Linked DNA regions of Homo sapiens: all the other regions are linked to region 1. Evidence: chromatin loops called from intact Hi-C (ENCODE). Cell type or tissue: mammary epithelial cell. All regions are shown on one strand.

Region 1 (4,000 bases):
GCTTCCTGAGACTCCCATTTTGGGGATGGGCTAGGCATTGTCAGTTCCCCAAATCTAGGCCCCCACATGGGAGGGATCCCCAAGACAAAGCTGCCAACATCTCCAGGGAAAGGAGTTTCTGAGACTGAAACTTCTCCAGATTCTGGAGGAGCCAATGACCCTGTAAAGGGATGGCAGGAGGGCCACCAGAGTGACAACTAATGACACTGCGGCAGGGAGTGGCCACCATCCACTGAAGCCCATTAAGTCTTTCTGGGGCTTTATTTGCTGCTCTGGCAGGGAGCCGGCCACTGCCCAGCAGTCAGAAGGGCGGGCACTGGAGAGGCCCCACTAACCCAATGGTGTTCCCTGTGCCAGACACCCACCCAGAGCAGTCCCCTACCCTCCCTACAGTTCCCACCCCTCTTGATTTAGAAAAATGGTCTCCTGGGCACACAGGCAGGTTCTGGTCATTCTCCCAGTGGAGAATCACAGGGTTGGGAAAACAAAAGACAGGATCAGAAAGGGCTCCTGTCACCCTTGTGGAAGTTTTTTTGTTTTAGTTTTTATTTAAGTAGATCCATAGAATCCACTGGCTTCGGAGTCATAGGCCTGGGTTCAAGTCCTGGCTTCACTGGTAACTTGCTCTGTGACCTTTGATAGGTCATGTCCGCACTCTGGGCCTGAGCTTCTTTGTCTGCAACGACACTGGCTAGCTGGCTGGTCTCTAAGCATCCTTCCAGCGCTGGATCCAGGCTAGTCTAAGGTGGATTGGCCCTTTAAGAGCCGAAAAAGGGGGAGGAGCCGAGGTTCTTTAAAAACAAAAGGGGATGGGGCGTTTCTGGGAGGGGAGAGACCGGGAGGGGAGCCTGGAGATTCGGGCAGAGTCTCCCTGGCCTGGAGGAAACCCTCAAGGGTCTTAAGGCGTGACCCTGCAGCCGGGAAATGAGTCAACAGTCTCCTTTGAGAGCGAACGAGGAGGACTGGTTGGTTCCGCTAGAGCTGACAAATTAGGGCAAAAAAAAATTCTGAAAAGAAGGGAAGGGAGAATGCACCGGCCGGAGGGGTGCCTGCCTTTGTGGGCGAACCCATCGCTTTAAAAACTGCCCGCGGTGGGAAAAGATGGTGTGGGCCCCCGGGGCGCAAGCGATGCACTTTCCTAGGGAGAATGTGGGAGAAAAGAAAAAGGGTGCATGTCTCTCACAAGGCCACGAGACGAGAGGAGCAGCCCGATTTAAAACAGCAGAGTTCGGAGCTGAGCTCAGCTCCGCTGGGGAAAAGCCCCCGAAGGGGACCCAGGGTCTGGGCGGACTTTTGAGAGAAAGCCCGATTAGGGAGACCACCTGGGAGTCTGAAAGAGAAAGGGGCGGGGGCCAAAGTCCAGCCTCGCTCCGTGGCGCCCTGCCCCGTGGGGCCCCTCGGGCCTGGCCCCCAAGGCGGGGCGCTGCGGGCGGCAGCGGGGCCCTTTAAGGGGGAGGCGAGCCGCCCGAGCCCCGCGAGCCGACCCCGGGAGCTGGGCGGGGGGCTCCCCCGCCAGCCCTGCAGCCGCGCTCCGCGCCCACCAGGTGGCGCCCCCGGCCGCCCTGCCCGCGTCCCCCGCTTTGTTCGGCGGCGGAGAGGGGCCCCGAGCCGCAGCCCTCCCTTCCCCCACGCCGGGGCCCCCGCCCGGGCCGCCGGCCCCAGCTCTTACCGCCTTCGTCTTCCTCTGGCTCCGCGCTGCCGCTCGATCCGGCGGGCGGCAGCCGTCGGCCCCGTGCCGAGGCCACTGCTGGCCCGGGGCCGCCCCTGCCGCCGCTGCTCCGGCTCCGGTGGTCCCCGCCGGGCTCCATGCGCTGCGCTGCGGAGCGGGGCCCCGGGGCGGCGGGGCGCGGGGCCGCGGGGCCGGCGGCAGCCCGCGCGGAGCGCTCGCTGCGCGGGGCCCCGGGGCGCGGGGCGCATGCACGGGGCGGCCGGCCGCACGGACGGCAGGCTGCTCGCTCGGCGGCGCGGGCTGGACCGGGGTGGGGATTCCTGTCTGGGGCCCCTGGGGCTCCTTTAAGGGCTCCTGGGTAAATTTAAAGGGGCCGCGCGCTATTTCCTCCTGCCAGCTCGCGGGGGGCTGGGGGGAAAGGCGGGAGGCAACGAGCCCAGCCGAGGCTCAGCAGCCTGCGCCCGCTCCGGACGCTAGGGGCACGGACCTCGCCGCCCCCGCGGGCCCGCACCGCCGCCTGCGGGGCTCCGGTCCCGGCTCCCAAAGGGTCACTGAGGTGGCGAGGGGCGCCCGCGTCCGCTGCGACGCGCTTCCACCCGGGCTCGGCTCGCGGCCACCGCCCCCTCGGGGCATCTCAGCGCCGGGAGCGCCCGCTGAGGAGGCCGGGGTCCCTGCCCGGGGCTGCCTCCCGCCGCGCAAGCGGGTCGCGAGCTCCGTGCGGGCCCCGGAGCGGCCGCTACTGGCAGGGGCCCCAGATGGCTGCGGCCCCGCCGAGAGGGTGGAGCCGTGGGGGCGGCCGCGCCCCCTCCCGCGGGAGCCGCCCGGGAGCGCTGAGAGCTCGGGCTTCTCATGGGAGGGGCGGACAAGCGAGGCTCCCCCGAGCCAGCCAGGGGTGGGGGCGGCGGCCGCAGTGACTCGGGCTGGGGAGAGGGGCGCACAGCAGACCCGCAGAGAGCCGGCTGCGCCGGGGCCCGACCCTGCGGGCTGGAGGTGGCCCCAGGATGGAAGCCGGGAGGAGAGGGCGTGCGCGGCGGTGACTCAGGATCCTGCCCCCGCAGGCCTGGGGGTGCCTGACGAGGCCCTTGACGCAGCCCCAGACCCCCGGCCCGGCCCTAGGAAGCGAAAAATGCTGGCCCCGGGCGGGGTGTCGGGCACCTGGGGAGGCGCGTTACCACGGCTCGGAAGCGCTGGGCGGACCCTGGCTGCGGGTCCCGGGGCGCCCCCGGTCCCCCAGCTCCGGAGAAGCGGAGCGCAGGGACCCGGAGAGGCAGCCGGGGCGCAGCAGCCTGGGGTCCTCCTGCGAGGACCGGCGGGAGGAGCAGGTGCTCGCTTTGCCTGAGGTTGGGCGCCCACAACAAAGGCGATTCCTGGAGATCCAAATTACAGGGTGCGGGAGGCCTGCAGGGTCTTCTTATCTGGAGGCGGGTTTTGTTCCCTGCACTGGCGAGTTACCCAGCTGTCGCCGATGGCAGTTCGTCCGCTTGTCACCACCTACTGTGTGCCCGCATGCTTTCAGACGCTGGACACACAGCACTGAAAAACATGGGCAAGACCGATACTGCCTGTGACTTTCCTTCTCAGAGGCACCCACAGCCTCTGAAAAGGAAACCGCTCCAGCCTTTCGGGAGCCATGGGAATTAAATTACTTGGAACACAGGAAACCTGTCCCCGAAGTGCTTATGAGGAGGGGACAAGAACTAAGATTTCTTAAGTGCCTCTGGGCTCTGTCGCCGCGGAGATGTCCCGTCTCTTCCTCAGCCCCCATGTTGACGTGCTTGAGACTCCACCTTGGGTAAACTGAGTCTCCTTTCACAGCTCTGCTCTCTTCGCGGCAGGCCCTGCGCTCAGGGGGGCGGGGGGGGGTTGCACTTCCTCTCACCCACTGGGGTCAGAGGCCCTGATGCTGATGGGTGCCACGCAGGCCCTGAGATGGGAGATTCCTTAATTCATTATGTCCCTCATCTGTGCCAGGCCCGGGAACACAAAGGGAAAGTGAGACAGAGACCTGGGCTTCACGCACTTCTAAGTAGTATGGTTTAAAAAAAAAAAAAAAAGAAAAAGAAAGAAAGAAAAGAAAGGAAAAGAAGCTAAAAGAGCCTAATGTCCTAAAATGAAAGAAGCCTGTTCTTCTGGGGCCAAGGGCCCTTGTGCTTTATTCTAGTTTAGTTGCTCACTCCACAGAGAACCAATGCTGAGGGCCAGCCCCTGTGAGACTCTGGTGTCTGTCCTGCCAGTGCTCTGTGTGTATAAAAAGGGTAATTTTATTACCAGAAGAAAGGTATCAAAGCCACCTGGAGCCACCTTCAACAACCTCTGCCCTCCCCTTCCCAC
Region 2 (4,000 bases), 380 kb after region 1:
TCCTGACCTCACACACACACCATCACACACATCCCAATCACATCTCATAGCCCAATAATGTAAGAGTGGAAACCAGTCCTGAATTTCAAATGCCAGGAGATCAGTAGGGAAACAGAATCTGATTTTCTTATTTTTATTTGTTTTTTGAGACAGCATCTCACTCTGTTGCCCAGGCTGCAGTGCAATGGCACAGTCACAGCTCACTGCAGCCTCGACCTCCCAGGCTCAAGCAGTCCTCCCACTTCAGCCTCCCAAGTAGCTGGACTACAGGCATGCACCACCACACCCTACTAATCTTTTTTAATTTTTTTTTTGGTAGAGATAGGGTGCCACTGTGTTGCTCAAGTTGGTCTCAAACTCCTGGGCTCAAGCAATCTTCCTGCCTCAGCCTCTCAAAGTGCTGGGATTACAAGAGTGAGCCACCGCCTGCAGCCTCAGAGTCTGATTTTCTTTCTTTCTTTTTTTTTTTTTGAGATGGAGTCTCACTCTGTTGCCCAGGCTGGAAGGCAGTAACACAATCATGGCTCACTGCAGCCTTGACCTCCCAGGTTCAAGCAATCCTCCTGCCTCAGCCTCCTGGGTTCAAGTGATTCTCCTACCTCAGCCTCCCAAGTAGCTGGGATTACAGGTGCATGCCATCACGCCTGGCTAATTTTTGTATTTTTAGTAGAGATGGGATTTCGCCATGTTGGCCAGGCTAGTCTCGAAACTCCTGACCTCAAGTGATCCGCCTGTCTCAGCCTCCCAAAGTTCTGGGATTACAGGTGTGAGCCATCGTACCTGGCCCAGAATCTGATGTTCTATTATATATATATATATATTTTAGATAGGGTCTCACTCTGTCACCCAGGCTGGAGTGCAGTGGCACAACCATGGCTCACTGCAGCCTCAACCTCCCAGGTTCAAGCAATCCTCCTGCCTCAGCCTCCTGAGTAGCTGGGATTATAGGCACACACCACCATGCCGTATTATTTTTTTTTTTGTAGAGATAGAGTCTCACTATGTTGGCCAGGCTGGTCTCAAACTCCCGAGCTCAAGTGATCCTCTCGTCTCGGCCTCCCACGGTGCTGGGATTACAGGAGTGAGCTACTACGTCCCGCCCAGGGTCCGATTCTCAATGGCCTGACGGAGGTCACAGGCAGATGCCTCTTCAGGGAGGGGAAAGAGTGAGGGGGGCGGGCAGGGGGACACCTGGCAACTGCCCTCTCCAAGGATCCCCAGGGCCCTGCTGAGTGGCAAGAGAGATGCCCACAGCCTGGCTGGAGACCCCTTCAACCCCACAGCTTTTCAGGATGGAGGAGGGTGGGGGGTTGGGAGCTCTCCCCGCCCCCTTTCCCTCACAGCCCTCTCCTAGCTCCCACTGCACCCTTCCCCTCCACATCCCTGCAGCTGGACCCAAGCCCAGGCAGCGACAGCCCCTCCCATATGGCAGCAGGAACAAAGAGAACTGTTCCCCACAACAAAATCCAGAAGCTCCGGCGGGCGGCCAGATCTCAAGCTCCCAGCCCAGTGTGACCCACGGCGTTCTCCATGGGCCACTGACGCCCGCGGGGCCAGCACTGCTCCTGGCTTCAAAAATATAAATTTAAAAATCCCCACCCCAAGATAATTGCTCTCTCCTCTGGCTTATTGTGGTGGCTCCGTGGTAGGCACTGAGAAGCAATTATTCACGGCTAATGATTATAATCAAGTCAAATAGAATTTAATGGACACGTATTCTCTTCCTGCTTGAAACTTTACATATGAATTAAGCACATATGGGTTTCACGAGGCACAGACGCAGATTTATGCAGCCCCGAAAAGCCCTGCCGTTGCCAACGACTTTTATTCCACTAATAAACAGGCTGATATATGGGCTCCTGGGAACTGCAATCTCTGCTGCCCCCTGGTGGGCACAGGGGCTGGGGTGGGAGCCAAGGCCACCCAGGACCCTGGAGGCCTGACCAGTGCCAAAGCCACTTTGAACGCTGGGGTTCCACAAAGCCCTGGACGGCTGAAAGGAGACTCGGGCTCTGTGTGGGAAGCCCGTGTTCAGACCCTGCCTCCGTCATTCCCTGGGATTCCAGGCGGGTACCGGGTCCTCCTGGCTGTGAGAGTCTAGAACAAAAAGATCCCAGGAGAACACACCAAGAGGTGTATGGGTAAACTGAGGCAAGCAGGGGGAGGTGAAAGCTGATCATTTGCAGGAGGTACCATGTCCCTCGGCACCGCTGGGACAGGGGTGATGCCCAGAACGGCGCTGATGACACCAGTTTCAGCACCAGTGCGAGGTGCTGAGCCCCGATTCCCGCCAGGTGCTGAGTGACCGTCATTTGCACGTCACGTGCATCAGCTCCGAGTGCCCCCAGTAACCTGACGGGTGGTTTCTTCACCACCCTCATTTTGCAGAGGAGGAAACAGAGGCCTAGGCAAGGACACAGAGAAGGGGAGTCCACAGAGAAACTCAGCCAGCACTGCCCCAGCCCTGGCCCTGGTGCAAATGGAGCTGGCACTAAACCGCTTCTGATGGAGCTGCTGCATCCAAAACCTGGCGACTCCCAAGGGCACTTAGGAAGCAGTGTTAATCACGCCCACAGCCCGGGTGCAGCCTCCGGAGCGCCCCCATTCCATCTGAACCCATCAACACCCCACCTTGGTCCCTGCACCCTTTCTCCTGGCCCATGTTGCAGCGAACCACCAACCCAAGGGGGACAGAGCTCACAAGATGCCTCATTTTCCCTCCGGCCACTTTGCAGCTCAGCAAGAAGGTACCGCTGCAGTACCTCTCACACGCTTGCCAGTGACTGGCAGGGCTGGAGTACCCACTGGCCTGCCTGACTGCCCCCTCAGCCACAGCCCCAAGGCTCTGCCCTTCTGCTCCAGGCCAGCCCCTCCTGGGCACAGGCAGCAAGAACGCCCTTCTCCCCTAGGCCGCTGTAATGTCTGCCAACCCAGATGTGGCTTTGTCTTAGCTGTGTGTCCTCAGATGGACTAGCAGTTCTCATCCTAGTGGCCCTAGAGAAACACACCAGAACCACCTGCAGAAGCCCAAGGTGACCCTAGCTCTCCCTGCTGCCCTCAGCCAGCCACACTGAGCAGAAACTCCTGCCTACGTGTAACCTGTCACCTGTGTGCCTAGACAGGGAATGTGCGGGCAAGGCACCCCCATATGACTATCCAGCTTTGCAGTCAACAGTGGGAAGACGCATAGAGCAAGGTTGCTTCAGGAAACACAACTCAGACCCCACGGACCAGGCCCGGGGCGGCCGAGTGAACTCCCCTCTCCGGATCCTAGAGCCTGTCACTCACAGAGATTAACGGAAATGCTCACAGCATCAGCACCACCATGCCCCAGAGTCACTGGGGGACAGCGCTGGGGCCAGGCACGACCGCTACAAGCGCAAAGTGGGGACGAAGGAGACTCGAGAAGCTCCTGGGGGTGCCCTGGGCCTGCACAGGTTAGGGAGGGGCTGGCACAGCAGGGTTTTCCCTGTGAGCTGGAGCCCAAGACGAGAGGACCTGCCCCCCATATTCAGGGTCTGAGAAAGAGGCCCCCCTTCCTCCAATGCTTGGTGCAGATGCCAGGTAAGCAAAGGAGCAAGCGAGCAGGCGGGCGAGGGCCGGGGTTCAGCCGCCACTCAACCTGTTCCACAAGCCACCTGCTCGACTTAACCAGCCCTTGGCACCCCATGCCAAAGTCCTTTCCTGGCGCCTTTGACCTTGCCAGACAACCACTAGCTGTGTGGAGTAGCAGCCCCCTTCCTCCCTCCCACAAAGAGGCAGCCGGCTCCCATACTCATCACAATAAACTGCCAAGCCAGCAAGAGGCGAGCGCAGGAAGCTGAGCAGCTCCTGTTTCTAGGCTCTGGAAAGCTGCCAGGGCATGGCAGGGGACCTCTCTGCCCCCACTATCCCTCGACAAGCTCCCTCACCCGCCCAGGTCTGAAGCGGGGGCAGGCCAGGCCAAAGGCAGAGGAAGGCAGGTGCTGGTTGGGGCTTCTGTGGCCCCCCAAGGTCAGAC
Region 3 (4,000 bases), 120 kb after region 1:
CCAGGATCCAGTGGGCCCACTGAAGTCAGGGCCCACTTTTGGGGGGCTGGGAAAAGGAAGGGTTGCTGTGGGACCACTGGGATAGGCCTTTAAACAGCACTTCACCATTGGCCTGAATCAAACATTGTCATTCCCAGTGTCCCGAGCACCTTCCCTGAGTCTTCATACCTTCTGCCTCCTAGCTTATGGAGGAGGAGCCAGGGGCTTATCTTTTGGGGGAAATGAGAGCACGATTAGGCATCAAGAAGGGTTGATGAGAAACTGGTAAGGGGGACTGTCAAGAACAGCAGAGTGCTGAAATGGTGACAAAAGCTCTGGGCTCCGGCCCCAGCTCTGTACTGAGAAGCTGTGAGATTTTGGGCAAGTCTCATAACCTCTGAATGCCAATTTCTCAATGGAAAACAGGGAGACTACCTACCCTATAGGTCTGTGTTTGGAGAAAACAAAGTGTAAGCGCTGGACATACAGTAGCATCAGAAATGCTGAATCCGTTGGCCAGGGCTCATGTGTAAGGCAAACATTTCTTGGCCACTCCTGAGTAGCATGGTCTTGCAGGAATATATGCTTAAGTGCTGTGAGAGCACAGAGGAAGCTTTGCCCTTCCCTAGAGGGTTAATGGCTACCAACGTGAGAAGGTCACGGAGTTCCTTAATGAGAGGGAGCCTAGCCTAGAATAGGGGATGAATGAGAAATTGTTCTGAGAACCAGAGGCAAGGCTGCAACCAGCACATAGACAGGGGTCGTTGGTCTAGAAGGGGAGTCTTCTCCAGATGAGAGACAGCCAGCTTGCCCTGTGCTCACCATGTGCCCAGATAGTGGGGGCTTAGCAGGAGGAAGGTGTGAGGAATCCCAGGCCTTTGGAATTCCTTGAGAAAGCAGTGTTGTTTTGAAGGTAAGGCAGGGGATTGGTGACTGGAAACTTGGAGGTGAGTGAGAACCTAGGGATGAACGTTCAGAAGCAGGGCTGGAAGGAACTTAAAAGGGACATTTGGATTGTTTCTAGCTTTTGGGCAAAATCTAGGATTAAATATGATTTTTTCATTGATAGAATGCTCTATCAGTGATAAAGGCTCTTAATCTAGAAAACATACACCTCATAGGGGGCTTTACAGAGTCCCCAAACTCCCTGAAATTATGCTCAAAATATTTTGTGTCTAAGTGGAATGTGCATGTTTCCAAGGTTAAGCACTGCTTTTTTAGGAAGTAGGAGGTCCGTCCGCCACTGTCAGCTTGCTGGTTTCTGCTTACCCTCCTCCCCACTTCGTTCTTGAGGGGGTGGTTTGCTGGTCTTTGGCAGGGCCGCCACTCTGGGTCAGCACATCTGAGTCACACATGTTCCTCCCCAGCCCTATTGGAGGCTTTGTTAAAGTCATCTGCCCCTACCCAGGTCCCACCTGCCACAGGTGAGCTAGGGTTTTATGACAGCCGTGGCTGCAGTGAGTCTCCTCGACCTCTCGCCAGCTGTTACCCAGCAAAGCACCTTGGGGAGGGTGGGGCTGCCCACTTCCGGGGAGGGGGGGAGGGGGAGGGGAGAAGGAAGTTGATCTAAACCCGCCTCTTTCTCTGTCTCCCTTCCTGCCCTATTCCCCTCCTGCCCCTTCCCTCCCACCTTGCTTCTGGTGTGCTGTCCTGGAATTGCACGCGCTTCCTGACCACCAGGCTCTGGCCCTTGAGAAGCCAGCGGGGCTTTGTCCCTGTTGCTCTCCTTGCCAAACCCAGTCTCTCTGCTAGTGGTGGTTTCGGTTGCGACACCGTCCAGGTTCCCAGGCAGGAACCGCTCGGCCTGGCTGCTTAGCTACTTTTCACTGAGGAGGTGGTGGAAGGTGTCGCCTGCTCTGGCTGAGTAAGGGTGGCTGGCTGAGCCGGCAGCCCCCGCCCTAGGCCTGGCTCTTCCCGGCCTCTGTACTTTGCCCTCGCTGCCTGACAGGTTCTGCTGTGGGCTCTGCTGAATGGAAGTCGCTGGTAGTCCTTTTCCCTTTCTCCAGTCGGGTATGTTGTCCCCCTTTTTACTCTAGGATTGCCTCCTCCTCTTTCTTTCCTCTCATCTCAAACATAGGATCTTTAGAGAGTTGCTAAGGGGCGCCCTGCCTGAGTCCAGCATAGTAATATTCATGGGAAGGGTGTCCAGATGTGGAAGAGGCATTGACTAGGAAAGGAAGAGGGGGCACATACCAGAAGGGTCTCCCCTGAGAACAAGCAGCTTGACAAGTGGGCGAGGAGGGGCTGGTGGGAGGCAGAGGCCTGAGGCCTCAGAGAGGATGCTCCCGTGCTACAGTGAGGGGGAGCCTAGGATCTGGGGCCATTGCCCAGGACTGGTGCCCAAGGGACACTTTTCTCCCCCAACTCTATAGTGCCTGGCTTACTCTGCTTCTGGCCAGGGAATATCACCCCTCCTGGTTTGGCTCCTTCTCAGCCCTCGGGAAGCCAAAGGACACTTGAAGCCAGCCCTGAATGCAGAGCCCCAAAGCATGAGCTTCTCCATGGGACAACTGTTGGTAGGAGCCTCCAGCATTAGGGCAGGGGCCCTGCCTACCTGAGTCAGCGCCAGGCCTCTCGGGGTGGAGGCTGTCTTCCGGGCAAGCCTGACAACACACCTAGGCCGAGTCTGAGATCCCAGGCGGAAGGGGCCTGACAGGCCCAGTGGATGCAAAACTATCTTTTTATTTTCTCCTCCATGTCCTGCCTTCTCTCTTCCTCTCAGTAGCAGACCCCAAAGCTGTTTCAGCCCTACTTCTGAATCAGGCCTGCTTAGTAACTACTTGGTTTGCCTTTTGGTTCCAAATAACTGCCTTGCAGGGTGACCCCTTATTCTTTCTAAAGGCTACTTGAGAGCCATAGGGTCTACTCTTGACAGACCTCCTCCATCCTTTAGGGCCTGTCTAGAGTATGATATAGGCCAGAGCTTTGGGAGTGCCTGGTGTGCCACGTCTTACTATAAGCAGGGAGGATGGTGGTAGAGGGGAGAGCGTGGCTTTTGCCAGGTCCTATTGAGTTGGCCCAGCAGGGCAGCTAATCCTCAGCCTGCCATCCTGTTGGTGAGACCCAGGGCCAAGCTGAATGGTGCAGCCAGAACCAAAAAAGAGAAACTCTCTCTCCATATTAGCCACTGCATACTCTTACCTCTTTATCCTTCAGGGAAGAAGCTAGGTGAGGAAGTTGCCTCACTTGGGGCCTTGGCCCAAGAAGCATTTCTGTTGGAGACTCTCTCCTCTCTTTTCCCTTTTTCTTTTCTCTGCTTCCTTCCAGTGGCTTGCCTCCTTACCCTGGCTCACATCCCTGCTGTGGGAAACATCTTACAGCATAGAAGAAGGGGTGCAGGGGTAAGTAAGGGAAGGATTGAGCACTTGGAGTCCTCTGAGTTGGATGGTTCAGTCCCGAAAAGGGGGTTGGTGACTTTGGAGCAGGGGATCAAAGAGCAAGCACCAGTGCTTGTTGCTTCTCTGGCTCCTGAACAAGCAGAACCTCCTCTCTTTCCCTGTCCTGGATACCCAGCGTGGGACCAGCCCTTCACAGCCACCCTGTCTTGAGTTCCTGACTCTCCTCCTTCCCTCTTTTGAAGGCTAGAGGTGCTGGTGTCGGCTAGCAACAGGTTGAGGGAGTGTGGCATTTCACCAGGTCTGGAGGAGAGCGGGCACTCAACCTGGCCCCTTCTGCGGAAAGGCCCGTAGCATCTCTTGTCAGCCTTCAGCTGAGCTGTAGCTGGCTTAGCGGGCTCAACTTCGATTTGGAAGGTTGTTTTGACAGTGAGACTTCTGGATTGGCAGACAGTAGTATTTGGGGACATAATGATTGCTCTTATTGAACATCGGATAAGGCATTTTACATGTGCTCTTTCATCTACCTGTGTAAAGTAGGGAATGTTTATTGCCACTTTACAGATAAGGAAATTAAAGCTTGTACGTGGGGGAGCCAGGGCTTGAACCTGATTCTGTTGGACTGCAGAGTTCCTCGGGATCCTCCCTGGCACAGATGTCTGGCAGTATTGGCCACTGGTCGTTTT
Region 4 (4,000 bases), 180 kb after region 1:
CTAGGGAGGTAAGATATGAGATCTTGCCTGTGTTCCACAGCGCTCAGCCATGAGATAATTAATAGCTGGTGTTGGTAGAGTTTGTGGCTATAAGAACAATCCCTGTGAGTTCCTGGTATCTGAACTCCTTTCTTCTTGGTTGATTAAAGTAGGAGGTAAGCAGTGTCATTCCTTGGAAAATAGTGGGTAGAACTGATTCTGAGAACTTCCCCAGCATCTGGTTTTTCAACTCATGCAGAAGGTTAATCGCTCTGAGTGTCCTTTCCTGGGGCCAGTCCGTGTCAGGGCTAGATGTAATTGGGAGTTGTCAAACCTCTCCAGAGAGCTCAGGGAAAGGAGGGGTGTTGGGGGGGAGGTGTCAAAAGAGGCTGCTCTATTGGTAAAAAGCAGAGCCAACTTACCAGTGCCTTTGGGATGCCTTCTGGGGACCAGCTGGGTGGTGCATGCAGTCTGCATGCCTGTGCTCTCTTGTTGTCCTGGGGAGAGAGAATGAGAATAGCCTTTTATTGAACACATACCATATTAACCCTCATAAGGACCCTCAGTCATCAAGCCAGGGGAGGCTCAGAGAAGTGCTGTGCCTCGTCCTAGCACTGCAGAGGGTGGAGAGCAGGAAGAGGCTTTGGACAGCCCTGGCGCAGTGGCTCACGCCTGTAATCCCAGCACTTTGTGAGGCTGAGGCAGGCGGATTACTTGAGGTCAGGAGTTAGTGACCAGCCTGGCCAACTTGGTGAAACCCCGTCACTACTAAAAATACAAAAATCAGCTGGACATGGTGGTGCGCTCCTGTAATCCCAGCTACTTGGGAGGCTGAGGCAGGAGAATCGCTTGAACCCAGGAGGCAGAGGCTGCCGTGAACCGAGATCTCACCACTGCATTCCAGCTTGGGTGAAAGAGTGAGACTCCATCTCAAAAAAAAAAAAAAAAGAAGAGAAAAAAGGAGGTTTTGGATGAGGCCTGCCAGGTGTCAGAGCCTGGCTCTTGCCGTGTGTTACCTGGCTTTTCACAATAGGGTGAGTGGGTCTTAGGCCTGAGAGAATCTCACGTCGGCCTCAAAACAGGACCTGATCTAGAAGCAGCTGTGGGCAATTTGCCATTCGCTGCTCTATGCCAGGAGAATCCCCACTTGCTGCTCCTCTGCTGCCCTGCTGCTGACTGTGTGCCTGCAGCTTCGTCTTGCTGGCCATGTGTCATCTGTGTCCTGAGGTGAACCCTTTGGGCCCCTGCCCTCTGCCCTGTCACTGGGTGTGCCCTGTCACTCGTTGGCCTTAACTGAGCAGGGCTTCTGGGAATGGCTCTGTGTCCTTGAGTCCGAACACGGTGGCCCCCACTTGAAATGAGACCCGGCTCCCACAGGAGCTGTGGCCAACCAGATCTTTGTCTCCCAAAGCTGGAAGACACCGAAAAGGCTTTGAATAAACTTAGGAACAGCCATCAACGGCTACCTTAGATGCTGTCTCCTCCCTGAAGCGGTCTTCAGTGTGTCTAAAGTTGGGTGTTCCCTCCTTAGGAGGGAGCGGGTGAGTGAATATTTACTAAGTGCCTGCTGGGGGCTGGCCTGCTGTAGGCGTTGTCAGCTGTTTCGCTGGGTCCCCACAGTGTCTGTGTCAGGACGGCCAGTGCTCTTTCTGAAGGGAAGCTGAGAAGTCTGGTGACCTCTGAGGACTCCCCACTACAAAATGACCTGCTTGGGTCTTTCCGCCCCTCCAAATGTGTGGCAGCAGAGGTGGGAAATTTCTCACTGCTGGGCCAGGCCTGTGGATGCAGGGCCCTTCGATTCCTTAAAGGGAAAGTCAGTGCTTGATTGGCCACAGCCATTCCAGCTAACGTTGCTTTTCCCTGTTGCAGAGAAAGTCAAGCAAAGCCAAGGAGAAGAAGCAGAAGCGGTTGGAGGAGCGAGCAGCCATGGATGCCGTTTGTGCCAAAGTGGACGCTGCCAACAGGGTGATTCTCCCTTTCTTCCCAGTCCCTGCCTCCTGGGACTTCAGCTTGGTTTATAATTTGACTTATTTTGTCTCCACCCTGTGGCAGAATTGTGACACTACCCACCCACACCGCCTCTGCCTCCTTGCTGTGCAGGGAACTGAGCTCATACCTGTGTGTTGGAAGTTGGCGCCAGCAGTTGGCCCAGGTGTTTGGGAAAACGTGGATTCCAGTGAAGTGGCTGCCTCCCTGTGGATCTTCTTCCTTATGAATAGAGGAGGATCTAGATAATTTTTTTTTCTTTTGTGTGAGACAGGGTCTCACTCTGTCATCCAGGCTGGAATGCAGTGGCACTATCTCGGCTCACTTCAACCTTGCAGCCTCTGCCGCCTGGGCCCAAGTGATCCTCCCACCTCAGCCTCTCAATTAGCTGGGACTATAGGTGCCCACCACCACACCCGGGTAATTTTTGTAGAGACGGGGTTTGGCCTTGTTGCCCAGGATGGTCTTGAACTCCTGAGCCCAAGCATTTCACCTGCCTTGGCCTCCCAAAGTGCTGGGATTACAGGCGTGAGCCACAGTGCCCAGCCCCTGCCTCCATTTAGTATCCCATTTTTTGGTCATTCTTTTAACCCACTCATAGTAAACACTCATTTATAAGGATGTGGCTCAGGGGCTTGATTTTCCATTTGGAGTTGTAACCAGGTAAAGTCAGTGTGCAGCAGATCAGGTAGCCTCTTCTTTGGGTTAGCTGTGCTGTGAGCAGGTTGTATGCCCACAGGCTAATGAGGTCTCCTCTTGCCCTGTCAGGTGATGCCAAACTTAACTCTCCTGGGCCTTTCCACCAAAGCCTTCCTCGCACATGTGACTTCAGAGCTAGGCAAATGGTGGGTTTTGGGAGGCTGCTCCTGGTTCTGAAGTTAGTCTCCCGTTGTGGGTCCCCACAGCATCCCACTCCAAGACAACAGCTCTTGGGATAGGATCTGCACCTCCGCCCCACTTGTCTGTGCTGTTCCTCTTTTCTTTCCCTCCACAGCTTGGAGACCCTCTGGAGGCTTTCCCAGTGTTCAAGAAATATGATAGAAACGGGTGAGTCACATTGAGCATTACCAACTGCTGTCTCCTCGAGTGTCTTCAGGAATTCCCTTTCCAGAGTAGGCTTCCTCAGACACAAATTTTCTCATTGTTCTTCGTATTTACGAAAAAACAGGGCTGGGTGCGGTGGCTCACGCCTGTAATCCAAGCACTTTGGGAGACCGAGGTGGGTGGATCACATGAGGTCAGGAGTTCGAGACCAGCCTGGCTAACATAGTGAAACCCCATTTCTACTAAAAATACAAAAAATTAGCTGGCACGGTGGCGATCGCCTGTAATCCCAGCTACTCGGGAGGCTGAGGCAGGAGAATCACTTGAACCCGGGGGGCAGAGGTTGCAGTGAGCCGAGATAGCACCATTGCACTCCAGCTTGGGTAACAAGAGTGAAACTCCATCTCAAAACAAAACAAAACAAAACAAAACAAAAGCAGAAACTGACTCGTGCCCTATATTGATATAAAATCCCCCAGGTAGGGTGGCAGAAGAATCCATAAATGAGCAAAGATTGCACTTAATCTCAGACTGATGTCTCTTTAGATAAATTTTTCTTTTATTTTTTGAGATGGAGTCTTGCTTAGTCACCCAGGCTGGAGTGCAGTGACGCAATCTCGGCTCACTGCAACCTCCGCCTTCTGGGTTCAGCCGATTCTCCTGCCTCAGCCTCCCAAGTACCTGGGATTATAGGTGCGTGCCACCACACCTCACTAATTTTTGTGGGTTTTTTTTTTTTTTTTTGAGACGGAGTCTCACTCTGTCGTTCAGGCTGGAGTGCAGTGGTGCGATCTCGGCTCACTGCAACCTCTGCCAGGTTCAAGTAATTCTCTGTCTCAGCCTCTCAAATAGCTAGGATTAAAGGCACCCGCCACCACGTCCAGCTAATTTTTGTATTTTTAGTAGAGTCAGGGTTTCACCATCTTGGCCAGGCTGGTCTTGAACTCCTGACCTCATGATCCACCTGTCTCAGCCTCCCAAAGTGTTGGGA

The links. Peaks named below come from ENCODE experiments on the same cell type or tissue, not always from the same donor. Only the 100,000 strongest peaks of a DNase experiment are listed, where the experiment ranks them.
Region 2: a loop joins it to region 1, with 16 times the contacts of the local background. A loop is called at or near these places in 38 of 110 quality-filtered maps.
Region 3: a loop joins it to region 1, with 4 times the contacts of the local background. A loop is called at or near these places in 7 of 110 quality-filtered maps.
Region 4: it touches region 1 in a loop (9-fold over the local background); 79 of 110 quality-filtered maps call a loop at or near these places.

What each region holds. Positions count from the first base shown.
Region 1 is chr11:63,766,815-63,770,814 of GRCh38, forward strand. ZFTA (zinc finger translocation associated) reads right to left here and starts at 1,961. Exons shown (of 5, transcript NM_001144936.2): 1 at 1,670-1,961. The coding sequence starts at 1,808. RefSeq lists silencers at 1,378-1,677, 1,898-1,947, 2,078-2,287, 2,308-2,777. In mammary epithelial cell, a CTCF peak has its summit at 1,540 (motif pointing right); no DNase peak of the experiment used is centred here; H3K4me3 peaks cover 2,438 bases.
Region 2 is chr11:64,146,938-64,150,937 of GRCh38, forward strand. All of the region lies in intron 3 of MACROD1 (mono-ADP ribosylhydrolase 1), which reads right to left. Among named protein-coding and RNA genes, the nearest start is that of MACROD1, 17 kb to the right of the region's middle. In mammary epithelial cell, a CTCF peak has its summit at 1,908 (motif pointing left); no DNase peak of the experiment used is centred here.
Region 3 is chr11:63,886,976-63,890,975 of GRCh38, forward strand. All of the region lies in intron 1 of MARK2 (microtubule affinity regulating kinase 2), which reads left to right. Among named protein-coding and RNA genes, the nearest start is that of RCOR2, 28 kb to the right of the region's middle. RefSeq lists an enhancer at 1,542-1,651. In mammary epithelial cell, no CTCF peak of the experiment used is centred here; DNase peaks (open chromatin) are centred at 1,446, 1,586 and 2,546; H3K4me3 peaks cover 1,883 bases; H3K27ac peaks cover 2,534 bases.
Region 4 is chr11:63,943,992-63,947,991 of GRCh38, forward strand. NAA40 (N-alpha-acetyltransferase 40, NatD catalytic subunit) reads left to right here. Exons shown (of 8, transcript NM_024771.4): 2 at 1,849-1,944; 3 at 2,960-3,012. Among named protein-coding and RNA genes, the nearest start is that of NAA40, 7.0 kb to the left of the region's middle. RefSeq lists an enhancer at 1,052-1,981. In mammary epithelial cell, a CTCF peak has its summit at 2,055 (motif pointing left); a DNase peak (open chromatin) is centred at 2,030.